Linked DNA regions of Homo sapiens: region 1 is linked to region 2. Evidence: chromatin contacts called from ENCODE Hi-C or POLR2A ChIA-PET data. All regions are on one chromosome and are shown on one strand. Each heading gives the region's core, a stretch centred on a gene start or an enhancer-like site at or near the end of the contact. The rest is flanking DNA. Distances are from core to core; before and after follow the strand shown.

Region 1 (6,383 bases), core at 1,025-3,524, 160 kb before region 2:
CTGGGTGTGGTGGCTCATGCCTGTAATTCCAGCACTTTGGGAGGCCGAGGCGGGTCGATCACCTGAGGTCAGGAGTTCGAAACCAGCCTGGCCAACGTGGTGAAACCCCATCTCTACTAAAATTACAAAAAAATTAGCTGGCTGTGGTGGCAGGCACCGGTAATCCCAGCTGCTCGGGAGGTTGTGGTAGGAGAATCGTTTGAACCTGGGAGGCGGAGGTTGCAGTGAGCGGAGATCGCGCCATCGCACTCCAGCCTGGGGGACAAGAGCGAGACTTTGTCTCAAAAAAAAAAAAAGTGTGAGGAACTTGTTCAGAGTAGGAAAGTGAGATGATAAAAAGGTAAAGGATAGTTTGGGGCACTGAGGCACTAGTCAGGAAGCTGTTGTGATAATCTAGACAGGAGCTGATGAGGACCTGGGCTAGACTGATAGTGTTAGAAGTATAGAGAGGACATACCAAACCTGAAAAGCTTCGTGAGAAAAGAAGGATTTCGTCACAAAGGAGATGAAATTATGAAGGAAAAGAGAGCTTTCTTTCCATTCTTTATAAGCCATCATGTTTTTGTTTGTCATATATTTGGCCTTTTTGTTAGACTGGCCCCTTCACATTTCTGGATTTAAGCTTTGGTAGAGACTTTGACTATTATTTTCTGGTTGAAGTTCTCATTGCATCCTATCTGGATTATTGTGGTAGCTTTTTTATTGGTCTTTGCCATCTATAGATGCCTTTTTACTTACTTTCAATCCATCCTACCCAACTGATCTCTCTAAAGCACAGTCTGATGTTTCACTCCCATTTAAAAAGTGTTTAATGATACTCTGCTGTCATTATTTTATATATACATATACATATATATGTGTGTGTATATATATATGTATATACTTTTTATTTTTCAGAGACTCGATCTCGCTATGTTGACCAGGCTGGTCTCAAACTCCTGGCCTCAAGCAATCCTTTTGCCTTGGCCTCCCAGAGTGCTGGGATTACATGTCTGAGCCGCTGCACCTGGCCTCTGCTGTCTTTGTTTGTTTGTTTTTGTTTTTGAGACAGAGCCTCTCTTTGTCGCCCTGGCTGAAATGCAGTGGCTCAATCTTAGCTCATTGCAGCCTCTGCCTCCTGGGTTCAAGTGATTCTCATGCCTCAGCCTCCCTAGTAGCTGGGACTACAGGCACCTGCCATCATGCCCGGCTAAATTTTTTATTTTTATTTTTATTATTTATTTCTTTTTTTGAGATGGAGTCTCACTTTTGTCACCCAGGCTGGAGTGCAATGGTGCGATCTCGGCTCACTGCAACCTCTGCCGCTCAGGTTTCAGCGATTCTCCTACCACAGCTTCCCGAGCAGCTGGGATTACAGGTGCCCGCCACCACACCCAGCTGATTTTTTTGTATTTTTATTAGAGGCGGGTTTTCACCACGTTGGCCAGGCTGGTTTCAAACTCCTGACCTCAGGTGATCCACCCGCCTCAGCCTCCCAAAGTGCGGGGATTGCAGGCGTGAGCCACTGTGCCTGGCCCCTCTACTGTCTTTAAGTCTGAATTAAGGCTATTAAAGGCTGTCCGTTAAGGATCTGGCTTCAAACTGCCTTTCCACCTTCATTCTACTATTTCCTCTATTAAAATATGCTTTGTGTTTTAAGCAAATTGTTAATTTTTTTTTTTTTTTAAGATGGAGTCTCGCTCTTGTTACCCAAGCTGGAGTGCAGTGGCCCGATCTCAGCTCACTGCAACCTCTGCCTCCTGGGTTCAAGCAATTATCCTGTCTCAGTCTTCCAAGTAGCTGGGAGTACAGGTGCGCGCCTCCACACCCGGCTAATTTTTGGTAATTTTAGTAGAGATGGGGTTTCGCCATGTTGGCCAGGCTGGTCTCCTGATCTCAGGTGATCTACCCGCCTCAGCCTCCCAAAGTCCTGGGATTATAGGCATGAGTCACTGCGCCCGGCCCAAATTGTTCATTTCTTTTAACCTTCAGAATGTCGCCTTTTCCCACACAGCGTTGCCTTTTCTTATGCCATTTCCTCTCACTAGAATGCCACATTACCATTCTCTTGTCCTAGCCTTTTGCATAATGACATTTTAGCTAATTTTCAAGTCTCAGCTAAAATTGCGGCAACTTCATGGACACTTCCCTAATCATCCTTCCTGCTGTTTCTTTCCGTCCTTTGTGTAGAGAAATGAGGTAATGGTGAAGGAAGAGGTTAGTAGAAGCCACATTATGGGCAAACTTTTCTTCCCCATCTGATTTTTGCTTTTGCTTTCAGTGCAAGTGTGGTTGTAATACTTGTTGGCCACCTGGATGACCTATTCCTTCCCCTTTGTTCTCTGCAGCTAAATATTTTTGCAAGGTGGATGCTTCCAGGTTATTCTTGTGTATCTGGAGTCTTGTCTTGGAAATTGACTGGGAATAAATGAGGTTTTCATTTGTGGGTGTGGAGTTAGTTCTGACTTACAGTATTTGAAGCAGCTGGATACGTTTTGCTTTTGAAAGAGTATATATATGTGTGTGTATAATCTTTAGGATATGGTTCTCTGTTGGGAGGTGTGATGTTGAACCCCCCAGCTCCCATATTTGACATGTCTGGAGACATTTTTGATTGTCATAATTTTCAGAAGGGCACTACTAGCATCTAGTGGGTGGAAAACAGAGATGTTGCTAAACATGCTACTGCCAGGATAGCCCCCTGTGATAGATTACTCATCGTGAGATGTCAGTTAGTGGTTAGGTTGAGAAACTCTATCCTAGAAGTATATTTTTGCTTCCCAAGTGCCACTTGTGTTAGGTAGAAGTTTGTCCTTGGACCGATGGTGCAATTTAGAATAATAGAATTAACATAGGAAGGGACCCTAGAGGTCACATATTTGAACTTTATCCCAACTTGTATTTCTCACAATGATGTTTCTGCTTGATATTAATAGATGTAATGGAAAAAGGTGCTTGTTAAAAAAGTTTGGTAAAGGTAAACATTTGCATATTCAGTATGATGCAATACGTTGTGAGTCTCCATCTGGGAAGTTTTTCCGAAATGTATTTGCTTGCTGAGTGCATTTAACATCTTCCAGACCCTAAAATACTTCTTTGAAACTGAGAGAGAAACTATTGATTATCTAGCCCAACCTTTTATAGCTAAATGACCTTGAATAGGTAGCCTTTTCTTTTATCTGTACAAGCTTACTGCAGAATCTCAATTTGTGTGAGTGACAGCAGGTGTAGCAGCTCCATCTGTATTTGTCAGATTATAGTTTACTAACTGAATGAACTAAAAATTGGGATATTTGGGGCTTGAATTTTTATTCTGAATGTACAGTCTGACTTTATCCCCACCGGTAAATTAGAAATTATAATCTCAGCCCTAATTCTACTGCCCAGGTTGTTATGAGGATTAATCAGTTAATTATAGCTTTTAAGGCTTTGTATTCTTTGGAGAAAGATGATTTATCAGATAGGCTGTTGTGCTGTTTGTGTAGAACTGCTTCCTTTTTTTGTTTTTCGTTTTTTTTTCCTTTAGCCCTGAGCTTCTCTAAGAACTGCTTAAATTTGACAGTCTTTCCCTGCTTTACATTGTCAAAGATTGAAGCTTTTTGAATTTTGTAGGGGTCAAGTGGGATAGGAATCATTGTTTTGCTCTGTATATTAAATTTAAGAATGTTACTATGGGCCGGGCGTGGTGGCTCATGCCTGTAATCCCAGCACTTTGGGAGGCCAAGGTGGGCAGATCACGAGGTCAGGAGATGGAGACCATCCTGGCTAACATGGTGAAACCCTGTCTCTACTAAAAATACAAAAAACTAGCTGGGCGTGGTGGCGGACGCCTGTAGTTCCAGCTACTGGGGAGGCTGAGGCAGGAGAATGGCGTGAACCCGGGAGGTGGAGCTTGCAGTGAGCTTAGATCACGCCACTGCTCTCCAGCCTGGGTGACAGAGCGAGACTCCATCTCTTAAAAAAAAAAAAAGAATGTTACTGTGATTTTGTTTTACTTAGTTATTGGCTCTTTAAGAATTTCCATTGTTTTCTTTTTGTTTCTCTCCATTTTATTATAGAAGTAATACATGTTTATGGTGGAGACTTTACATAAGCCAAGAAACAAAAGACAAAAGAATCTTAACCAATGACTTTTTAAAGCAAAATTGAGATGATACTGTGTTTTGTTTTGTAACTTTTTTTCATTTAATAATGAAGCAAGCACTTTTCTATGTTAGTAAATATAGCTCTGCCACACTTAGGGTTGCACAGTATTCCATTGTATGGATATTTAATAATTTAACCGAGTTTTTGGCATTCAGTTTTCTTTTTATTATAAACAACATCATGAAATATTAAAAGTAAGTCTAGACATAACAGGGAAAAGATTAAAGTACTAAACTTAGGTGGTGGTTTATGGCAATTGTAGCTAATTGCAAACTAGGTGCATTAAAAAGCCATGGAAATTCATTCCTTCTATGTTTCCTTTTTGTTTCCAGTGTAATAAAAGTGCAAATAATACTGGGTGGTTGCTCCAGGTACGTGGCCAAGTAATTGAAAGTATCTTATTTCATCATCATAGCATCCTTGTCGGGAAGGCTCTGTTACTTGTAGATGAGGAGACTTAAAGAACAGAATAGTTAAGTAACCTACAGGAGGTGGAGCCAGGATGGGAACTGAGATTTGCTCACTTGAGTCAGTGCTCCTCTTACTTATGAATATCTTTGGGAGTAATGTTGAATCTTAGCATAGTATTTCGAGTCAATAAAGGTATGTCAAGTCAATAAATGGTATTTCTTTGGTATAGAAATCTCAAGATTTAGGAATTAGGAATGGGAATTTTTTCGGAAAAAGTGGTCACTTTTTCCTGTTCTCTGCACTCTCTCTCCTCCCCCACCCCCTTACTTAGATGATTGTTTTAGTAACTACACTATGCTGTGTATCCTATGGGGATATTGAGACCAAGGATAAAGTGCAAATCAAATAAACTATTGTCTTTGAAGTGTATATGTTAATGTCAAGTTCATAGACATCATTTCAGAGAAGTCTTGGAGTAGATGGGATTTTTTTTTTTTTTTTTAAGATGGAGTCTTGCTCTTGTTGCCCCGGCTGGAGTGCAGTGGTGCAATCTTGGCTAATTGCAACCTCTGCTGCCTGGGTTCAGGTGATTCTCATGTCTCAGCCTCCCAGGTAGCTGGGATTACAGGCGCTCGCCGCCACACTCAGCTGATTTTTGTATTTTTAGTAGAGACAGGGTTTCACCATGTTGACCAGGCTGGTCTTGAACTCCTGACCTCAGGTGATACGCCTGCCTCGGCCTCCCAAAATGCTGGGATTACAGGCGTGAGCCACTGTGCCCAGCTGGAGTAGATGGGATTTAAGCCGGCATTTTTTCTTAAAGTTGTAAGCTTTAAAGAATTGAATAATCTCAGAATAACTTTGAGAAGTTTACTACTTAAGCACCTTCTGTGATGTGATGTTAATTATGACCCTCTTTTTCATTTGTGCTGGAGTGAGCCTGGGTTTTCCTAAGTTTTATGTAAGTCATAAAGCATATTTGTGCCCTTGCTTGGGTCCTCAGAGGGAAGCTGTTTCCTGCCCTTGCTAAGTCTTACTGTAGTGCTGTCAGGCAGTAGGGTACAATTACTCTTCACATGTTGTATTAATCATCTGGCACTGATAATATGCCTCCTTGCATTGCTCATATCAACTACATATTGACATTCAAAAGGGGAGGAGATTGAATTGATGGGAATTATCTGGTAGTGATTTTCGTTTGTCCATGGGAAAAACCCTTTGCATATTATAAAAGTGACTCAAAATATTTTTAACAACTATATTGGTCCAGCTGTCAACTGGTCTATAACACAATGTTTAATAACAGGAATTAGTACTGTCAACTGGTCTGTAACACAATGTTTAATAATATATTAGTAATTAGTATTATATTTAAAGTTAGAAATGGGAAAAGACAACATAGAATAATTTGTGCCACACAGAATGCCATATGCCAGAAAGCCCACAGGAGAAAACTACATAAGCCCTGAAAATCTAGTTCATAAAGAGTGTTGGTTAAAATACAACCCTGGAACAAGAAACTTTTGGTGTTAATAATTATATGAGGCCAGGCACAGTGGATCACACCTGTAATCCTAGCACTTTGGGATGCTGAGGCAAGCGGATCACCTGAGGTCAGGAGTTTGAGACCAGCTTGGCCAACGTGGTGAAACTCCATCTCCATTAAAAATACAAAAATTATCTGGGCATGGTGACACATGCCTGAAGTCCCAGCTACTCGGGAGGCTGAAGCAGGAGAATCACTCCAACACAGGAGGCGGAGGTTGCAGTGAGCCGAGATCACGCCACTGCACTCCAGCCTGGGCGACAGAGCGAGACTACATCTCAGAAACACACACACACACACA
Region 2 (6,371 bases), core at 3,666-6,165:
AACTGAGAGTGAGAGGCTGGGGTCCCACTCTTGTGCCTGGACTTTGCCTTCCCTTAATTTCACCCTCAGTATGGAGTAGGTACCTCCTGCAACCAACCAGGGTCATTACTGAGAAGGGGTGGTGAGGCTGGGAATTCGGGACATTGTGACGTGTGATGAGGGGTATAGGCAGTGATTGGGCTCTCACGGCAGACAACAGCACAGCGGCGCAGACGGGGTGACTGCAGTGGCCGTGGGAAGGACAGGGGGCTCGGGACCTGCCTCCCAGACCCCCACACACTCCAGAGATGCCAGTGGCCCAGGCTTGGAAACGGGTGGACGTCTCCCAAGAGGCACAAGTCCTTACAAAGAGAACTGGTTAGCCCTAAAGTCCCAGGTCTGCAAAGTGGCCAAAATCATGGCAGCAGTTCCAACCTTCAGAACTCAATAAAACAGGGTTTCTGTGGAGCAGAGGGAAGCCCCTCAACTCAGGCCCCCTACCCTGCAGGGAGGGAGGAAGAGGCCAGCGCTCTCAAGACATCAAGGTCAGTCTTTTCTAAGGAGGTCATCCACGAAGTGCCACCCTCCTGCCAGCTTGCCTTCTCTTTTTACCCGCTGTCCCTTCTCCCACAGGCTGCCCTGCAGAGGGTGGCACACTGACCCACAGCAGGCCCCCACCCCCGGCCACCAAGGACAGGCGGCCGCTCAGACGCTGCAGGTGGCATAGGCCTTGGCTCTCCCAGCGGCAAGGAGGGGGATGTCTACTCTCCAGCACGTGGCTTCCTCTCCCACTCCCACTTCTTGTGCTTCCTCTCCCCTCTGCCCAGCCCCTGCCTCGGCCTCCCCCGTGGCCTCCCGCCCCACCCCAACCCCCGTCACACTCACACAAGGTTGACATCGTCTGCCTGTGGCTCCACGAACACACCAAGTTTCAAATCCTTTGTTGCTGCCACTGCCTCTGTGACACCCCCACAACAGGGCCAGAGGTGGTTGGCACCCCCAGTCCCTTGAAATCCCCCAGAAGCAGCTTTCAGAGCCTCTCCTTCTCCCTCTTCTACATGGAGGGGGAAGAAAAAAGAATCAAAAGGAATTGCCTGAGGAAATGTTGGATGTGGCCATGTTTTTGAATGTTTTTTTTTAAATATTTTATTACTAGCCCACCCATCAATTTGGAAAGATGAAATTTGCTCTTACTCCCATCACTGATTTTGAAGTCCCGAGCCAAAGCCGAGTGACAAAAGCAGGTTAAGTGATTAACCAATTAACCGAACTGCGAGGAGCAGCTGGGGGCAGAGGGCGGGGGCCGGGTCATTATTCTTTTTTTTTCCACACTCTCTCATTCTCTCCTCTCCACAATTATTGACCGCCCCAGGGGCCTGATCACAAACCCTGCTTGGCCAGGGAGGCAGACACCTCGTCAGCTAGCGTGGCGAGCTGGGGCGAGTCTACCATGTCGATGCTGCCGGTGGAGGAGACATTGCTGAGATGCCGTGGAGACGTGTCCCCAGACACCACTGGCGACTTGTACACGATCTCCGCCCCGTGGTCTGTCTTGGCTTTGGCGTTCTCGCGGAAGGTCAGCTTGTGGGTTTCAATCTGCAAGAAGAGGAAGGGAGGGAGGGTGAGATGAAGTGCCAGAGAAAGACCAGCCCTGCCAACTGCCCTGCCAGGCCTGGCCCAGAGTGCCAGGGACTGTTTTTTGTTTGTTTTTGAGACAGGGTCTTGCTCTATCGCCCAGGCTAGAGTGCGGTGGCACAATCTCACCTCACTGCAGCCTTGACCTCCCAGGCTCAGGTGATTCTCCCACCTCAGCCTCCCGAGTAGCTGGGATTACAGGTGCATGCCACCACACCTGGCTAATTTTTTGTATTTTTAATAGAAACGGGGTTTTGCTATGTTGCCCAGGCTGGTCTTGAACTCCTGGACGCAAGCAATCTGCCCGCCTCAGCCTCTCAGAGTGCTGCCATTACAGGCGTGAGCCACTGCGCCTGGCCAGGAGCTGTTGTTTTTATTGTCTTCCAATTGGTAATACCTGTGCCCACTCCTTCCCTGACCTGCCTCCCAGGCACCCAGGTACCCTCCCCAGAGACAGTGATCATTTTAAGTTTCTTGTGTACCCTCCAGAGATATTCCACACATAAACAAACACGTGTGAGTGTATAGATACACAGGCTGCTTAGTATTCCGTCGCCACGGATGTACCAAAAGGCATCTACTCCTCTGTGGATGGATGTGTAGGCTGCTCCCGCCTTTAGTGATTACAGGCAATGGTGTGTATGAACAACCTCAGATAAATAAACCCGTATGAACATCATGTCACACACGTGTAAGTGGGTCCTAGAAGTGAAGCTCTTAGGTCAAAAGGCATGCACATTTTATTTTAATAGATATTGCCAGATTGCAAAGGAAAATGTGGAAGGAGAAGCTGGAGAAGATCAAGGATGTCTCCCACAGCCACTGATGCCCAGACATGAGCCACACATTCCTCCTGTTTGCCAGTGACTGATGAGTTTGGAGGGGCAGCAACTGTGGGCAACACTGGCAGGTGGGCCACAAAACATGACATGACAAAGGCCTTTTTATGTGTGGATGGGTGGATGGATGACTGTCTAGCGACTTATCTATCCATCTATTTATCTATCTATCTATCTATCAATCATCTACCTATCTACTTGCCCAGGCTGGCCTCAAATTCCTGGGCTCAAGCAATCTTCCCACCTTAACCTCCAGAGCAACTGGGACTACAGGCTCATGCCATCGTGCCTGGCTGAAGCCCTTTTGAAAGTAGAGAAACACATGACCTAGCCAGGAGTCCCAAAGGATACCAGGAAACACAGAAGCAGAAAGTGTTCACTGGAGAAGTGAGCAGTGCACAGCAATTCCTGATGACCCTGAAGTGGCCGACACGGTCATTCTCAGCCCTTTTTGGGTCCTAGGCTCTTTGAGCATCTGGTAAAGCCAAAAATATGTGTGCACATGTCCATCCACACTCACACACAGCCATTTTCCATATAATTTTAGGAGTCCATGGATGCGGGGTGAAGGGCCCCTATTGCAGGGGCTTGAATGGGCGTAGAGAAAACCAGGTTCGCATTTAAGCTAGATGCATATTTTGTTCATTTGGGGTCACTACTTTGAAAAAAGGATTGTTCTCTATTACTGTATACTGTATTTTATCTTTTTTTTTTTTTTTTTTTTGAGACAAAGATTCACCTTGTCACCCACGCTGGAGTGCAGTGGCACGATCTCAGCTCACTGCAACCTCCGCCTCCGGGATCAAGCAATTCTCCTGCCTCGGCCTCCCAAGTAGCTGGGACTACAGGTGTGTGCCACCACACCCAGCTAATTTTTGTATTTTTTGTAGAGATGGGATTTGGCTGTGTTGGCCAGGTTGGTCTTGAACTCCTGATTTCAGGTGATCTGCCTGCCTTGGCCTCCCAAAGTGCTGGGGTTACAGGCATGAGCCACCATGCCTGACCTGTTACTGTATTTTCTTGAAAGACCATTTAATACAGGCTTTGATAAAAATATTTATGTTAATGTTTTTTGAAGTGTTTTTTAAGACATTCCTGGGAATGTCCAAAAATCCCCAAACTGAAAGGAACCCAGGAGGCTGGTGGTGTGCCCCACTGCTTGTTAGCAATTTTTCTCAATACACTGGGAAAACAGGGGACTAATGCTGCGGGGATCCCCAGGACCAGGATGGTGTTTTCTGAGTAGGGGGCAGGGCCCTGCCTACCCTTCCTGAGCTATCACATGGACGAGTTTGAAACAGAAGGAGCCAAGAAGCTGAGACTCAGCGTGGCTCTAACTCAGGTTCTTAGAGGACTGCAACGCACCAGGAACCTTCCAGAACATTGTCTTTTTTGGGTCTCACAACCACCCCGGGACGTAGGTACAGCATTTCCATTTCATCTTGCTGAAGGAGAAACTGAGGCTGAGAGGATTTGCGGATCTTGACTTTCAAAGCAGAGTCAAGCCCAGAGCTTTTCCTAACACAGAGAAGCTTCCAGAGACTGTGAGGGGCCTCCTTTCACCCAGGAAATCACCAATGCTCAGGCCCTATCCAGACCCACTCAGTCAGACTGTGGGGATGGGGCCAGGCCCAGATATCTTTAAAGTGCCCCGAGGCTGGGAGGCCCTGCCTTAGACCAGGGGAGGCCTGGGGTTAGAAACAGCAGAGAAGCTTACTGCTTCCCCAGATAACTGGACCTGGCCCCCACATCTCTTGAGGCGGACAGCCTCCTGGTCCCTCCTCGTTTTCTCACTTTGGATAGCGACCCAGCCGCTGAAAAGTATCCCTGTCGCGCAACCCGAGAGCTCTCGGCCAGCTACGGGCCAGTGCCCTCCCCTGCCTCAGGGCGTGTCTGGAGGTAAGGTCTGCCCCAGGCCACAGTTCGCAGCATCTGCAGCAAGGCTGTATCAGCAAACCCTTCTCACAAAACTACATTGTTAGACATTAATCACAAATACAAGATGAGGGTGCCCATCTGTTCAGAACCAGAGGCAGTGGCAAGAGGGGAGGGCGGGGACTGGCCAGGGCAGGGGTCTCTCAGCTGCTACTTGAGTGGCCTGGTGGAAAGACGGCCCGGCTGCCACTTCCACCCAACTGGGCCACCATGAGAAGCATACTTTCTCATGCTGACTTGGGTCTCAGACCCTATACCCTTTCTGGGACGCCCTGATATGGTTTGGCTGTGTCCCCACCCAAATGTCATCTTGAATTGTAGTTCCCACAATTCCTACATGTTGTGGGAGGGACCTGGTGGGAGGTAATTGAATCATAGAGGAGGGTCTTTCCCGTGCTGTTCTCATGATAGTGAATAAGTCTCCCGAGATCTGATGGTTTTATAAAGGGGAGTTCCCCTGCACAAGCTCTTTTCTCTTGTCTGCCACCGTGTGAGACAAGCCTTTCACCTTCCACCATGATTGTCAGGCCTCCCCAGTCACGTGGAACTGTGAGTCCATCAGACCTCTATCTTTTAGACTGCCCAGTATCGGGTATGTCTTCATCAGCGGCGTGAAAACGGACTAATACAATCCCTTTTCCCTCCACCACTCCCCAGTCAGCTGCTGGGAGACCCTGAAGGTTGGAAAGTGAGCCACTCCCAGAACTTCAGGCTGGGTGTGGGCCTGAAACCCCAGAGGGTGCTTGGCTGCGCTTCTGCAGAAGAGAAGCAGCAGCTACCAGACCGCATCCTGTGCCAGGCCTAGACAGAGCTCACCCAGCGCCACACACACCCTCACTGCACAGACACCCACAGCAAGACCTAGAGACTAGAAACTGCTGGGGACACCAAGGCCCCAGCAGCCTCATGTGGATACTTCCAAGACAGGCAGGCAGAGGCTTTGCTGAAATCAGGATTTCGGCATCATTGTTTTGCTCTAAGTGCCTAGTAACCCATTTAGAAAATTAGGTTATGTTCCCATGACTTGTTCTTGGTGCGCCACAGCTGACTGGGGATGTCCACTTCCTTTTTTAGTTGCCTGCAAACATCAGGGCCTAGGACAGTGGTTCTCGCTTTTTTTTTTTTTTTTGTGAGATGGAATCTCACTCTGTTGCCCAGGCTGGAGTGCAGTGGCACGATCTCGGCTCACTACAACCTCTGTCCCCTGGGTTCAAGCAATTCTCATGCCTCAGCCTCCCAAGTAGCTGGGATTACAGGCACGCACCACCACACCCAGCTAACTTTTGTATTTTTAGTAGAGATGGGGTTTTACCATGTTGGCCAGGCTGGTCTTGAACTCCTGACCTCAAGCCATCTGCCCACCTTCGCCTCCCAAGGTGCTGGGATTACAGGCATGAGCCACCGCACCCAGCCAGTTCTCACTTTTGACTGCACTGAAGAATCACCTGGGAGCTTTAAAAACTGCAGTGACTTAGGCCGAGCACTGTGGCTCACACCTGTAATCCCAGCACCTTGGGAGGCCGAGGTGGGCATATTGCTTGACCTCAGGAGTTCAAGACCAGCCTGGGCAACGTGGCAAAACCTCGTCTCCACAGGAAATACAAAATATTTAGCCAGGCATAGTGGCAGGTACCTGTAGTTCCAGCTACCTGGGAGGCTGAGGTGGGAAGATCACCTGACCCAGGGAGGTAGAGGCTGCAGTGAGCCGAGATCATGCCAGTGCACTCCAGCCTGGATGACAGAGGGAGACTGATATGGTTTGGCTGTGTCCCCACCCAAATCTCATCTTGAATTGTAGCTCCCATAATTCCATGTGTCATGGGAGGGACCCAGTGGGAGGTAACTGAATCATGGGGGCGGGTCTTTCCCATGCTGTTCTCATGATAGTGAATAAATCTCATGAGGTCTGATGGTTTTATAAATGGGAGTTCCCCTGCACACGCTCTCTTGCCTGTCGCCATGTAAGAAATGCCTTTGCTTCTC

The links. Hi-C counts contacts between places; a loop is a spot of excess contacts on that map. ChIA-PET counts read pairs that join two places held with the same protein, here RNA polymerase II (POLR2A). Pooled maps may share reads with other maps.
Region 1: a loop to region 2 is called in a pooled map, with 2.2 times the contacts of the local background. The contact joins two enhancer-like sites. A Hi-C loop is called at or near these places in 2 of 168 maps with a recorded cell type or tissue (GM18951 and motor neuron) and 2 of 50 pooled maps. POLR2A ChIA-PET finds 5 or more read pairs at or near these places in 9 of 52 experiments (AG04450, CD4-positive, alpha-beta T cell, CD4-positive, alpha-beta memory T cell and 6 more).

Annotation. Positions count from the first base shown.
Region 1 is chr17:46,175,347-46,181,729 of GRCh38, reverse strand. The region is part of intron 1 of KANSL1 (KAT8 regulatory NSL complex subunit 1); the gene reads left to right. Among named protein-coding and RNA genes, the nearest start is that of KANSL1, 15 kb to the left of the region's middle. Within about 2 kb of position 2,274, at least 3 of the 41 ENCODE cell types and tissues checked have a DNase peak (open chromatin) inside an H3K27ac peak, as active enhancers do.
Region 2 is chr17:46,019,160-46,025,530 of GRCh38, reverse strand. MAPT (microtubule associated protein tau) reads right to left here. Exons shown (of 13, transcript NM_001377265.1): 13 at 1-1,575. The coding sequence ends at 1,360. Among named protein-coding and RNA genes, the nearest start is that of STH, 23 kb to the right of the region's middle. RefSeq lists enhancers at 176-793, 1,411-2,029. Within about 2 kb of position 4,915, at least 6 of the 41 ENCODE cell types and tissues checked have a DNase peak (open chromatin) inside an H3K27ac peak, as active enhancers do.